3 separate regions of the Homo sapiens genome follow, and all the other regions are linked to region 2. Evidence: read pairs that join two places in POLR2A ChIA-PET (ENCODE). Cell type or tissue: Panc1. All regions are shown on one strand.

What was found. Peaks named below come from ENCODE experiments on the same cell type or tissue, not always from the same donor. Only the 100,000 strongest peaks of a DNase experiment are listed, where the experiment ranks them.
Region 1: POLR2A ChIA-PET joins it to region 2 with 14 read pairs; 4 of 35 experiments call an interaction of 5 or more read pairs at or near these places.
Region 3: POLR2A ChIA-PET joins it to region 2 with 7 read pairs; 1 of 35 experiments calls an interaction of 5 or more read pairs at or near these places.

What each region holds. Positions count from the first base shown.
Region 1 is chr4:169,108,389-169,113,388 of GRCh38, reverse strand. All of the region lies in intron 10 of SH3RF1 (SH3 domain containing ring finger 1), which reads left to right. Among named protein-coding and RNA genes, the nearest start is that of CBR4-DT, 100 kb to the right of the region's middle. In Panc1, no CTCF peak of the experiment used is centred here; no DNase peak of the experiment used is centred here.
Region 2 is chr4:169,184,109-169,189,108 of GRCh38, reverse strand. All of the region lies in intron 2 of SH3RF1 (SH3 domain containing ring finger 1), which reads left to right. Among named protein-coding and RNA genes, the nearest start is that of SH3RF1, 84 kb to the left of the region's middle. In Panc1, CTCF peaks have their summits at 3,067 and 3,272; no DNase peak of the experiment used is centred here; H3K27ac peaks cover 1,191 bases.
Region 3 is chr4:169,028,176-169,033,175 of GRCh38, reverse strand. No RefSeq gene overlaps it. Among named protein-coding and RNA genes, the nearest start is that of CBR4-DT, 20 kb to the right of the region's middle. In Panc1, no CTCF peak of the experiment used is centred here; no DNase peak of the experiment used is centred here; H3K4me3 peaks cover 355 bases; H3K27ac peaks cover 363 bases.

The DNA.
Region 1 (5,000 bases), 76 kb after region 2:
CCTGTAATCCCAGCACTTTGGGAGGCCAAAGCTGGTGTATCACCTGAGGTCAGGAGTTGAGACCAGCCTGGCCAACATAGTGAAACCCTGTCTCTACTAAAAATACAAAAATTAGCTGGGTGTGGTGGCACATGCCTGTAATCCCAGCTACTCAGGAGGCTGAAGCTGGAGAATCACTTGAACCAGGGAGTCGGAGGTTGCAGTGAGCCGAGATCACACCACTGCACTCCAGCCTGGGCAACAGAGTGAGACTCTGTCTCAGGGGGGAAAAAAAAAAGAAAACTGGGACTTGCACATGCCTTTCCTTGCCTGTTCAGTTGACCCTCATCCCAGATTCACCAGATTATCAAAGGTTATTGGTTGCATTTCTTCTGCTATTTTTCTCTGTACCCTGGAGTGAATTCAGCCTGTTAAGAGTAATCATTTGATCTCTAAATCCCAACTCTTCACTCATTTCCCTCTCGTCAAAGTTTGTTCTTCCCCTCCAGTCTGAAGATTATCCTTCCCTTTCTTCTTGCCATCCAAGAACCACCATCCTCCACAGCGGGTCTGTGTCTTTCTTGTTCTTCTTGTTTCAAACATAACTTTAAAAGAGCTCTTACAAAATTTTTTTTTGTCTTTAGCATTTTTGCAAGTTTAAGCTCATTCTGATCTTTAAGCCTTCTTGAATTGCTATGGGCCACGTTATGTTCTTTGTTATGGGCTCTTCTCTTGATCTTTTTGTACGTGCCCTTTAAAAATTTGAGCCATTAGGCTGCTCCCTGGGAGATCACATCAGTACCTTTAGATGCCTCTATGTTTTCATCTGCAGGGATGATTTGCAATTGTATGGTTAGAATTTCATTTTTGAGAGCCTTCCTATTCCTCTTGAAGCATCTTCCCTTTTGGGTTTCAGGTCATGCATATATTTTCTTTGAACATTTAAAAATCAGTTCTTTTAAACTATGAAGTTCAAACCTGACTATCATCAGCCTCTTTTTCCATGCTTTATTCCAAGTTCTCAATATTTCTGCTTCATCAGCAGAGCATCTCCACCCGTCTGGTTTCTGCCCTCCCTCTAGTTGATCAGAATTGGATCCAAAGTTGCAGTTTGCTCAACTTTCTGTGAGATTAAACTATCAGCAAGGAAAAAGTGTATTAGAGATCCTAGTTTCAGTTGAGACTTACAGCAGATATCTAGGTATTTGATAACGCCCTCATTATTTCTATCTTTCCTCGTCATTTTGTGAGCATCATCATCCATTTACTTAAACCTACCAGCAGTCCATGGTACATCTCCCACATGATAGCGTGTCTATTGCCCCCTCCTTTTCTCTGTACCCAGCTGCTCTGCAGTGGGTTACTGCTGCTGTTCCACAGAGAAATATAATTTTGTAATGTACAGATGGGACTGTCGCAGCTTCTCTTCTAACCGGCTACTCCTTTGAACAGTATTTTATTTGGAAGTCCTGTTGTGCAAAGTCTCAGGGATCTCTAGACATTGCATTTTTGTCCTTGTGTTAAAATCTCTAGCTAACTTTGGTGTCTGCACTCCGTGGTTTGATAAACAGGCATCTGAAACTCTATGTTTCATCTCAATTCTTTCCTGTTTGAAATCCTAGACCTTTTCTACCATTGTTATTCTTCCTTCTATGAGATCCCTAATGTTTTCCACCGTCATCAGTATAACAACTTTATCTGGACATACTGCTAACTTCATATTCAGTTCAAAGTCTTCATTATTTGATCAACTAATCTCCAGGAAAATGTGTCTCCAAATCTTTGGGAGATACTTATGTATATGTATATATGTTTTATTGTGTTTTGTTGTTATAAAAAGATTAAGGCTGGGCACAGTGGCTCACACCTATAATCCCAAAAGTTTGGGAGACCAGGGTGGGCAGATCACTTGAGGCCAGAAGTACAAGATCACCCTCAGCAACTTAGCAAAACCCTATCTCTACCAAAAAAAAAAAAATTATTTTTAATTAGCTGGGCATGGTGGTATGTGCCTGTAGTCCTAGCTACTTGGGAGGCTGAGGTGGGAGGATGGCTTGAGCCCAGGAGGTCAAGGCTACAGTGAGCTATGTTAATGCCACTGCACTCCAGCCTGGGTGACAGAACTAGATCACCCAGGTTGGAGTGCAGTGGTGTGATCTCGACTCACTGCAGCCTCTACCTCCTGGGTTCAAGTAATCCTCCCACCTCAGCCTCCCAAGTAGTGGGACTACAGGCATGCACCACCATACCCAGCTAACTTTTGTGTTTTTAGTAGAGACAGGGTTTCACCATGTTGGTGGTCCTGAACTCCTGGCCTCAAGTGATCCCCCTGCCTCGGCCTCCCAAAGTGCTGGGATTATAGGCATGAGCCACTGCGCCTGGTCTGAAAAAAAAATTTTTGATTAGTACAATTGTGTAATTGTTCTTAAGTTCTCTAAGTTCTAACCCTTGCTTTAGAAAAAGAGGAGGAACCACCTCTGATGCTGGTATCGACCCAAGTGCTTCCATTTTCTACGCATAACTTCAGAATCTCTAGAGGTGCTTTGTAAGTCTCGCCTGACATTGACATTAATTCCATATGAGTCAGCAGAAGTGGGTGTTGGTCAACATGCACTCTGCCATATCCTAGATCCATTCCTAAAAGCCAGCATTCCTACAGGTGGGCCACATAAGGTCAACATTTAGTGTCTCAAATCCCCCGCCCCCAAATTCCCAATGACTCTCCCTTAAGGAGTCAACCACAGATTTTCTTCAGTGTTTTAGGACCTTTCCTATTGTTCTTTTATTCATTTATTTATTTGCTTATTTTAAGAGATAGGGTCTTATCATGTTGCCCAAGCTAGCCTTGAACTCCTGGACTCAAGCAATCCTTCCACCTCAGCCTCCCAAGCACCTGGGACTACAGGTTCACACCACGGCACCTGGCTTATTATTCTTGATTTTCTTAAGCAGAGGTCCTATCTGGTTTTTAAATATTCATTTTATTTTCTGAACATTTTTCTTGAAGTCTCTACTGATCATTTTCTTTCTTTCTTCTTTTATTTTATTATTATTTTTTTAAACGAGGTCTCACTCTGTCACCCAGGCTGGAGTGCAGTGGTGCAATCATACCTCACTGCAGCCTGAACTCCTGGTCTTAAGTGATCCTCCCAGCTGGGACTAAAGGCATGAGCCACCATACCTAGGTAATTTTTTTTTGGTAGAGATGGGGTCTTGCTATGTTGCCCAGGCTGCTCTCAACTCCTGGGCTCAAGCAATCCTGCCGCCTTGGCCTCCCAAAGTGCTGGGATTACAGGTGTAAGCCACTGTGCCCGGCCTCTAACGTTCATTTTCTTTGTTCAAATGATTTTTCTTCCTCCTCCCAGGTGGTTTTTTTTTTTTTTGTATTGTTTTGTTTTGCTACAGGGTATCCCTCTATCACCCAGGCTGGAGTGCAGTGGCATGGTCATAGCTCACTGCAACTTCAACCTCCAGGCTCAAGCAACCCTCCCTCCCACCTCAGGCTCCGGAGTAGATGGGACCACAGGCATGCACCACCACACCTGGCTAATTTTTTTATTTTTGTAGAGACAGGGTTTCCCTATGTTGCCCAGGCTGGTCTTGAACTCCTGGGCTCAAGTGATCCTCCTGCCTCAGCCTCCCAAAGTGCTAGAATTACAGGTGTGAGCCACTGTGCCCAGCCTGAATGTAGTCTTTATTAATTCATTTAGTTTTCATTTCTGCTGTTGGTTTTTGAAAAAATAATGGTGCTCATAGATGCTAAGTGTCTGAGTTTGCAAAATGATCTCTCTCAAGTGGAACATTCTTCTGCTAACATAGAAAAAATCAGAATATGCCATTGAAAGCATGGTTCCTTGGAACTAGGACAGCATCTTTTCTGTATTACCACCTCCCACCCCTTACCCCTTGTGCCCTGCCATGATTCCTAATCCTCTGCCTTCTGTTCTGTGGGTAGTCAGCATCAGTTGATGATGATAAGACATCCCTTAGAAGTCATTAAAGCAAGCTGTATTTAATGTGTTTAATCATTTTAGATGAATTAAGTCATCTTTCTTCTTAATCACTTTAGAGGCTGTTCCCTGAGTGCCGTTGAGTTATCTGATATTTTACTGAGTGCTCAGAACTGAGCTTTTAAGAAACAGCTTTAGCTGTGGCTTGCTGAGATTGTAATTTATCAATGGACTTGATGTTCTCACTGGACCTTTGGGGGTCCGTGGACTAGTGTGTGCTTTCTTACATCATGGCAAGAATAGCTGGAAGTTGCAGCTGACTGCTACCTTAGAAGTGGAAGCTACTGGACATTATTCTTTTGCATGTCATCTCTTGGCCTTCCAGACCTCAGGCTGTCTACAATAAGTACAGAGCAGCAGTGGCAGGTGTTTAGTCAGACCACTTCATTGACTATAGGCTTTATTGAAAGGCTCATTGAAAGGCTTTATTGCCTCTGGATCTGGGGAATCCAACATATCCTTTATTTCCTTAGGCCTGGCACTAGCTATATTTTTCCTTCCTTCCACTGGTTTCATCCTCTTCCAGTATTTTCTCAGCCTCTAAGCTTTAGTAGGTGTAGGGCCCTGCACTAGGCACTGGGTGAGATAGAGAGGTATATACAGCACTGCCACTGCACTTATGCAGGCAGTCCAAGTTTGTGAGGACATTCATTAGAATGCACACAGTAGCCCCACGGAAAATGTGGCATTGAATGAGTGAAGCGAAAGCGCATAAGATCAGCTGAGGACAGGCTATAAAGAGAAATGCAAAAGGATCTTCCTCTACCCGGGAGAGTTGCAGGGTGGTGGGGATCAGCTGGCTCTGCTCATCTATAGCCCAGGTCAAGCAAGTACAGAAATGACCTTAGCACCCACTCCCACCCTCTCTTCCCATTTCTAGCCCATAGGTTCACATGTCCTTGAGCAGCGTTAGGTAACTGGGGACTATGGTGCACTGTCCCTGGGATGCTTCCTCATAGTCTGATAAATGTTGCTTTTGTCTCCTTTTTTCTGCCATACTGTCTCTAATGG
Region 2 (5,000 bases):
AACTGACAAGAATCTCTTCAGAATAACTATTTAAGCCCAAACTATCTTTTTTCTACAAGAATGAGACAGTTAAATTGTATCCCTGGAAGTTTTCATTTTCTTTTTTTCTTCTTGTTGTTTTTTGCTTTTGCACTATATTTATCTTTTTGAAGAGGTTGAGGTAACTACATAATTCCATTGAAAAAGTCAGTTACAAGTGGTACATTGATAAACTATTTTCTTAGTGACGCAACCACCAAAATATTATAGAAGAGAAGAGCATGTGTTTAACACTCCTTGCTGAAAGCTTGAAGCACACGCACCAAATTGATAGAGGGAGTATGGAAGAAATTATTTTGCCAATTTTGGCCACTTCTGCATAAAGCTTTTCATTTAGAATTTATTGAACTGCCGTATACAGGTTGAAATTGTTACATAAGCCAGAAAGCTTTAAAGATTTTGAGTGTGTCGATGTTTTTACATGTGGGCTTTTTTCCTGTCAGATTTTCAGTGAATTACAACGATCACAAGTACATTTTCATTAGCTTTTATACTGTAAATAAGGGGAGGGTTTCAGAAATAATTAGAGAAAAGCAGTGTATCGTTTCTTAATGGTTATAGTATTAGAGTAACAAGCTGTATACAGGGCCTTTCGGTTTTACAGTTAGGTTTTGCTTCAACCTTCCAGCAGTCCAGGGTGCACAGAGCTGCCTGGATTTGTGGACACTATTGTTTACAGTGAGAGTGATGAAGGAAATGTAAAGATTGTGTGGTTGTTAGTATGAAGTAGGAATTTGCACTAGTACTATGTATCTTTGCTGCATTAGTATTTCACTTTAAGAATGAATGGGCCACGGGAAAGTTGTTTTTCACCAATCATGCCTTTTGGTCAAAGATTCTGTATGAGTTTCCTAGGGGTGCTGTAACAAATTACCAAAAACTTTGTAGATTAAAACAACAGAAATTTATTCTCTCTCAGTTCTGGAGGCTGGAAGTCTGAAATCAAGGTGTTAGCAGGGCCATGCACTCTCTGAAGGCTCTAGGAAGAATCCCTTCTTCTTTCTTCCTAGTTTTCGGTGGTTGCCAGCAGTCCTTGGCATTCCTAGGCTTGTGCCTGCATCATTTCGTCTGCCTCTCACCACCCAGCCTTCTTCACTCTGATGTCTCTGTGTTTTCACATGGCCTTCATCAGGCATTGGATTTAGGGTCCACACAAATCCAGCATGACCTCATTTTAACTTTGCGGATTCCATCTGCGAAGACCCTAGACCCTATTTCTAATAAGGCTGCATTCTGAGGTACCAGCTAGATATGAATTTGCAGGGGGATGGACAACGTGTTGTTCAACCCAACACAAACAATATCCTCCCTGTTTGTTCCAAAGCACACTTACTTCCTTTTACTGGTAACTTTTTACATCTGACATTAGCTTGCTGAACTAATTTATAGATTGCAGTTGCCTGGTCAGATAATTTGTCTTTAATCAGACTTTTATTACTTTGTTGTTATTGGAGATTATTCTAGTGAAAAAGGGAATAAGCTTAAAAAGTTGCTTGTCAACTACACACACACACACACACACACACACACACACACACACACACACACACACAGAAATTCGTTGTAAAGAAAATATACTGTAGTCTGGGTGTGATGGCTCATGCCTGTAATCCCAGCACTTTGGGAGACTGAGTCAGGATTGCTTGAGCCCAAGAGTTTGAGACTAGCTTGGGTAATATAGAGACCCCATCTCCACAAAAAGTTAAAAAATTAGCCAAGCATGGTGACGTGCATCTTAGTCTCAGCTACTCAGAAGGCTTGAGATGGGAGGATCACTTGAGCCTGGGAGGCTGCAATGAGCCAAGATTACACCACTGCGCTCTAGCCTGGGTGACACGGTGAGACCCTGTTTCAATCAGTCAGCACATACATACATATATACGTGTGTACACTATATAAGCAAGCTAATTTAAATCTTTTAACCAGAAACTAGGAAAAGAGTTGCAGGTTGCTCTAATAATTTAAGAGTTAGCAAAAAGAGTATTTTTGTGTAAAATAGAAGCCTTGAGGTTTTAAAGAGAATCTTTTCTTTTTTTCTTTTTCATTTTTTTTTTTTTGCGATGGAGCCTCGCTCTGTCCCCAGGCTGGAGTGCAGTGGTGCCATCTTCGCTCACTGCAAGCCCCGCCTCCTGGCTTCGCACCATTCTCCTGCCTCAGCCTCCCAAGTAGCTGGGACCACAGTCACCCGCCACCACGCCCCGCTAATTTTTTTTTTTTTTGTATTTTTAGTAGAGATGGGGTTTCACCGTGTTAGCCAGGATGGTCTCGATCTCCTGACCTCGTGATCCGCCTGCCTCAGCCTCCCAAAGTGCTGGGATTACAGGCATGAGCCACCACGCCCGGATCTTAATATGACTTGTAATGGGGATGGTGCTATAAACTGAACTTAAAGGAGAGATTCCTTATTGATATGATGGGAATCTCTCCTTTAAGTTCAGTTTATTTTCTTGACTTTTAATAGTCAAAATGTTTGTATCTGTAGAAATTTTATTGCTAACATTGGTATTTTCTAAAACAACATAAGTCAACTTAAAGGGTCCTTTTATAATAGTGTAATTCTATTTTTTGCACCTGAAGGAACAGGATGTTTTATAATGGAATCAGAAAGAAAATAGGGGATTTGATAGAAATAAGTGTTTTATAGTTAGTCTCTGAGAAATAATACCAGTTTTATAAAGTGGGATACCTATACTGCCCAAATAAATTCGTTTTTTTTTTAACTTTTAAGTTCATGGGTACATGTGCAGTATGTGCGGGTTACATAGGTAAACATGTGTCATGGGGTTTGTTATACAGATTATTTCATTGCCCCCAAAATTTGTTAACAATAAGTCCAGGCATTTTCCAGCTACCACTCTCCTTAAAGCTACCATACTCTCTATTTAGAAAATAGGGCAGTCATCGCTCTTGCTGGAGAAGTTATCATTCCTTTACTTGCACTAATTTTTCTATATAACCTGCAGATCTTTAAATCTTTCATCTAGGTGACACTCTTTCCTTACTAGTCAAATAAAATGACTCCAGTCCCCATCACATGTATTTTGGGAGGTCTACTGTCCTAAGTGTTTCTGAGGATTCCTGGGGAGGAAGCAGGCGGTGGAGAGTGTATGGGTGAAGGTATGTGCGAATAAGCTTATGACAGGCACTTTTCTGGTCTCTAGTCTTGGAATCCTGCCTCCCCATTTGATTCTTGATTACGCTGTGTAGTTCTCTCCACCCATGATTGCTGCCCCCTCTCGGATCTCATTGCCTCAAGCAGAGAAAATTTCCCTCTCCTTCATTTCTCAAAGCTTTATTTACCCAAAGCTGTTATTAGCACAGACTCTTCTGAAGACTGGGGAGTAAAGGAGGTGGAATTAGAACATAGTTCAAGTTCCTATGGGTCTGAAAACCTCCTCAGGCTTGTGGCTGTGACTGTAGTCAGCTTATCTCCCTCCACTCCCAACCTGAAACTACACCCACTTTCTCGGTACCCTAGGCCTTCACCTTTCTTTATCTCACTTTCCTATCCATGCCAGCTTTGTGGGTGTAGCAGTTAGTTATCCCTTTTCAACAACTAAAATACTTCCTTAAAAGAAAAGAATAATGCTCCCTGTGAGTAATGTTTTGTGGGTTTTTTGTTTGTTTGTTTGTTTTGTTTTTTCTGGGCAGCTAAAGAGATCAGCTCAGACTGCAGCTCACTTGCAAAATTTTAGAATTCTTCCCTTTTCCTTGCTATGTCTAGTATTCATCAATTGTGTGAGGCTTGTAGCGGCAGGCTATCACTGCCTCCCACCGCTGTTTCTCTCTTGGCTGTTCTCCCTGCATTCAGGTGTGGGATCCCAGATTGCAGAGGCCGTATCTGCCTTGTTCATTCATTTTATCCTCAATGTTTAGCACAGTGCTTGGCATGTGGTAGGGACCTAATAAATATTTGTGGGATGATTGAACAAAATGAAAGAACAACAGTTTTTAGGTAACTATCTTAATATATAGGGAAGGAAATCTTGACACTCCTATTAAACCTTGTCCTTTTCCACTGGAAACTCCATTCTAGGAAGCAGATAACCCCTGATCACACTTGCAGGACGTCTGGAATGAGGAGGCTTTTATCCTCGTGGTCCTGTAACTTCACTATTTGAAAACTAAGGTGAGGGACCTAGAGTTGGAATCAGGAAATAAAACCGTTTATCTCACAGACAATCCCTTGCAAGTGTAATCTTGCCCACTGCTGTCTGTTTTCTACTGCTTAGTCCAGTTTAGGTTTAGGTGATGCTAATCAAGATATGATTTAGATTGTACACCCTAGAGTGCAGACTTTGTTTTGGCATATTCTATTCTTAGCCAGTGTGCAAAAAATAAATAAATAAATACCCCAAAACAAAACTTTCTTACCTCAGATAATTAGGAAGTCAGGAATCTTTTCTCTACCAGCCTTCCTCATCCTGTGATTGGCATCTCCTTTTTAGTGGCTCATAGTTAATTAGTGGTCTCCGTGGATTGAATTTAAAGGTCCTTAGGTTTAGCTCTCTTCAGAATACTATTACATTGTTAAATTTGGCTCAAAAGGAAAGGAATAGCTATCCTCCTGTGAGACTCAGGGAAGTGAAGGAGCTTGCAATGAAGTGAAGCCACCTGGATGCAAGCCCGGGTCTGACTGACTTCACAGCCCATGTTGGTTACATGTGCTTCATGGCCCTGCCATCTGGCTTTCTAGAATCTTCAAGTGTGGAAGCTGAGATCTATTTGGATGTGTGCACGTGTGATGTGCTCTGGTATTGCTGATAAAGCTAAAAACACCTTAAAATTTAGAGGTGAAAAAGCACATTGGCCAAAGCAGTCAGTAGATAATTTCTTCTGAAAATGCAGACATCCCGCAAGAGATCTCCTGCCGTACCAAATGGATTTCAGAAGTAGGGGATGTCGGTTCACAGTAAGCCTGCCGGTGGGAGTGCCCTGAGGTCTGGTACCTTCAGAGCAGT
Region 3 (5,000 bases), 160 kb after region 2:
GAAAACCCTCTAAACTATGTCCTATGTTTCCGTCTACTGACAGAGGCATTGCAGAATAGTGGTTCTAGGCAGAGCTCCAGAACCAGGCCGCCTGGCTTTCAAATCCTGGCCCTGACACAGACCAGCTGTGCATCACTGGGGGTGTGTTTAGCCTATCTGTGCCTCTGTTTCCACAGGTGTAAATTGGGCATAGTTGTGAAGAGGAAATCAGTAAGGACAAGCCTAATACAGTCACTGTTTAGTATACTTACTTCTGTGTTTGAAGTTTTCTTTTTAAAGTCAAAATCATGGGCAAATAAACCTATTGCCAGTGTAGAACACACATTCCTAGACTACTCCCTTTCAGGACACCAGGTGAGGGCTACCCCCCATCAGTGCTTGCCTCTTGCTTAAAGCTAAGGCTGCAGGGAGGATGCATATTTTCACGCCAGCACAGAGCACACTTTAAATCTCCTCAACAGCGTGGCAGAAATGCAGGCTTTAAAGAGCAACAAAATCCTGACTGACAAGATTCAAGGGAAGTACCTGATCAGGGAAGTACAAGTACAAGATTCAGGGAAGTAACTGAAAAATGTAAGTTTTAAGACTTACATTTGACTCAAGGGCCAGCAGGCATTTCAGACAGCAAGAGGGAGGGTCTCTGTGAAGGTGAGATACCCAAAGAAGAAGGAACAGAGGGAAGAAGGAAGGAAAAGGAAGAAGGAAGAGGGGAAGGAATGGAGAAAAGAAGAAAAGGAAGAAGGGAGAGAAGGAGGAAGGAAGGAGAAAGGAAGGGAGGAAGGAAGAAGGAAAGAAGGGAAGGAGGAAAGGGAGAAGAAAGGGAGGAACAAAGGAAGAGGGTAAGAAAAAGGAAGAAAGGAAAGAGGAGAGAGAGGGAATAAGGAAGGAAGAGGAAAAGAAAAAAGGGTTAAAAAATAAGTTAGGATGAAGGAAAGGAAGAAAAGAGAAGGTGAGGAAGTACAAGGAAACAGGTGAGCCCCAGCCCTGCTGTGATTTCAGTTCTCAGATCTAAAGTGTTCAAGTAAAAACAAAGCACAGGCATAGCCTTCTTTTTTTTTTTTTTTCTAGATGGAGTCTCGCTCTGTCACCCAGGCTGGAGTGCAGTGGTGCGATCTCAGCTCACTGCAACCTCTGCCTCCCGGGTTCAAGCGATTCTTCTGCCTCAGTCTCCAGAGTAGCTGGGACTACAGGTGTGCGCCACCACACCTGGCTAATTTTTTGTATTTTTAGTATTTTTAGTAGAGATGGGGTTTCACCATATAGGCCAGGCTGGTCTCGAACTCCTGACCTCGTGATCTGCCTGCCTCAGCTTCCTCAAGTGCTGGGATTACAGGCATGAGCCACCGCGCCTGGCCAGCACAGGCAAAGCCTTTCAACCAAAAAATCAAGGGAGAACTAAGAGAAGTATTTGCGATTTCAATTTTTTTCTACTGAGTCCTAATCTAAATGGAGGTCAGAAACTGGACAATACAAAGCTGCCATGCGTCAAGGATGGAACAAGCACAGCCGCGGCCAAGCTCGCACATTCCTAGGTGCTTTCCAGGATGCCCCTCCAGGGTGCGTGCGGTGGCCTCCAGGATGCCCCTCCAGGGTGCGTGCGGTGGCCTCCAGGATGCCCCTCCAGGGTGCGTGTGGTGGCCTCCAGGATGCCCCTCCAGGGTGCGTGCGGTGTCCCAGCCCCCAGAGGTGCCTGCGGAAACTGTTGCAAGGGTGATCCCCTGATAAACCTTTCACTTTGTTTCTGAATCGGAACACAGCCCCAAGCGGACTTGGGGCTGCTGGGCTGCCAGGGGTTTTTAAATATTTAACAAGGTTTGGAGGCAGTGAGCACAAAGCTCAGGTCCACCCAATTTCTTAGCAGAAGGTGGAAATGCAAGTATGGAATTGTCTTGCAGAAAAACGCAGTTTTGAACTTCTGTCTTTTCAAAGACAATATTTTAAAACTCAAATGCTACGAAACTACCAGATAATGAGGTAGTTAGATGGAATTTTGCTAGCATATATTTGCAAATATTTTAAGAATGCTTTGTATGCTTCTGTTGACTTAATGAAGTGATTGAAAAGGGTTAAGCCGTGTTTGGTATCTTCAAAATGGCGATTTTGCTTCTGATAACTTTCCGGAAAAATTAAAGGTGTTGTGAAGGATAAATTATAGTTTGATTTGAGTCGTCTTGTTAAAACGTCATTCCTCTTTCTCAGCAACCTACTTCCCGTCTTATTAAGCCAGTTGACTAGATAGGTCTAGGCAATTATGACGATGATTTACTATCTTCATGCTCCATTGTCACTGGGAGCCAAGGGATGGGGGAAGGGAATTCACATTCCCATCTTACGTGTCTCTTGGAGGGACAATCAAGTCCTCAGCTGTAGCGTTAAACACAGCAATAGAAAGCAGAGACACAGTAAAGCATTTTCACTGCTCTTATGAGCTGAGATATAAAATGAGATTTATTTGCAACAATCTGATAGAGAAAATTGAGTCCTGAGAATTGATGTCCTAGAAAGGCTTTCAAGTCAGCCAGGAGTTACTACAGGACGTGAGTCACACAGCAAAATATCAAAGAGTTGGAGGAGAAAAAAAATTGAGCTTTGACATTTTCTGCAGCCGCTGTTAAAGAAATTGACCAATGTGTACAATACGAATTATGGTCACAATTACAATCTTCTCCGATCCAGTCTTTCCTAACAGTTGGATACCTTGGATCCTTAGATTGATGTCATCATTCAGCTTTTTGCTTTTTTAAAATATTCAGTTCTACTGCAGATGGGATGCTAAATAAACAAACCCCCTAAATGGCTCTCTCCTTTCCCCCCAGAGGTTTAATCCTTATAAATAACTCCGAATAATTGTGATGTATCTTCTGGCATTTCACATATTCTGAAAATTACCATTGAAATTTGAATTTAATCATATAATAACCCCCAAATATATTTTAAACTGAGAGTATAAACTAGAAGTTTTGGTGTAATCTCATTTACTCAGGAATTCATTTAGTGGCCACTATTTGTCATGATTTTAATGTGGGTCTGACATTGGTAGGTCATGTTCGGAGTGAAGATATCTGCAGTTTTTCAATTTGCATAATCCAGTTAGTGCTTCCAGAATGTCTTCCATGTCTCTTCATGTTTGCAAATTACCAGAGGTCACAGGTAAAATTTTAAAACGTGAGAGTTGTTCATGAACATACTCGGGCTTTGTCAAAATCAGGATATCTCCCTTCCCTTTGTAGTTTACTTTTTTTTTTTTTTTTTTTTTTTGATAAGTAATGGGTCTGAAGCTTCAGGACACAAGATGACCAAAACCAGTTTTTCTGCTGGGCCCTCTGAATTCTACCCAAGATAATGCTACACATTTATATAACGCCCACACCTGCTTATGCTGCAGTAATTCTTTCAAAAGTTCTAGCAATTTGGACTCCTCTTTTTATTTAATTTGGGGATTTAGTCGCTAATCTACAGTTACTTCTAGAAATAAGCAGATGACTGCTTCAAAAAGCAAAAACTTTCTGACACCTTTTATTACCCTCTAGATGAAAATGAGGACGGTAATAACTTTCAAAGGTAACTGATACACTCAATGGTGGCTCACCACCTCATTTCAGACAACCAGGGGGGCTCAGTGCACAGCTGCTCTTTTATTCTCTTCCAAGAGAGTTTGTGTAAGAACTTTGCAAGCATTTCCTTTACAATTTGTCTTTCTGGGAAAATTGCATATGGCGTTGGTATAACTTGCTTAATAGTCACAATTTATTAATTTCATCATTTTTTCTCAAGAGAGGTAGAAAAAAATGACTAATCGTGTGGTGGGTGACAGAGAGTCTTTCTTTGGACCATAAAAGGTAACTGGATCAAGTCCCCAAACAATGTTACTGACTTAAAAATTCACATCTGCACTGTATTTATAGTTACCTTATTTTTTGACCCATTGCTTATGCTTGAACAAGACTCTTTTTTTTTTCTTTGAGACAGAGTCTTGCTCTGTCACCCAGGCTGTAATACAGTGGCACAATCACGGCTCACTGCAGCCTCCATCTGCAGCCTCCATCTCCTGGTCTCAAGCAATCCTCCCACCTCAGCCTCCCTAGTTGCTGGGACCACAGGCTCATGCCACCATGCCCAGCTAAAAAACAAAACTCCCCGCGCCGCCTCACCAAAAAAACAAAACAAAACAAGGCTCTTAAGTTCAATTTTCTAAGTAAAAATTTGTGAAACTATTTTTGTTGTTTCATTACCATTCGTTTCTAAGACCAAAGGATACATATTGTTCTCTGCTTTCTTCTCCCTAAAGCCAAACTTTTTTTTTCTTTCTTTCTATGGTTACGTCACGTTAATTTTTTTTTTTTGAGACGGAGTCTCGCTCTGTCACCCAAGCCGGAGTGCAGTCACACAGTCTCAGCTCACTAAAAGCTCCGCCTCCTGGGTTCAAGCGACTTTCCTGCCTCAGCCTCCTGAGTAGCTGGGGCTTCAGGTGTGTGCCACTACACCCAGCTAATTTTTGTATTTTTAGTAGAGACAGGGTTTTACTATGTTAGCCAGGCTGCTCTTGAACTCCTGACCTCATGATCCGCCCCCCTCCACCTCCCAAAGTGCTGGGATTACAGGCATGAGCCACCACGCCCGGCCATGTCACGTAAATTTTAATGAGACGAAATATCTATCAAGCTTAAAATCATATGAGAAATTTGAAGGAAAATGATTGTAGATTTTATTCGGAAAAGATACTCTGAGTCATCAGTTATTCCTTTTTTTCTGATTATTAAGGCTGATAAAAAAAAACCTCTTTATTTTGAAATATGTATGGGCTCACAGAAAGCTGCAACACTTAACACATAGAGTTCCATGTGGTGACATCTTATATAACCATAGTACCATATTAAAACCAGTAAACTGGCGTGGAATAACACTAGTAACTAGAGTATAGACCTTACTCTGCATTCTCCAGTTTTTACATGCACTCATGTGTGTGTGTATTTATAGTTCTATGCAATTTGACCCCAGTT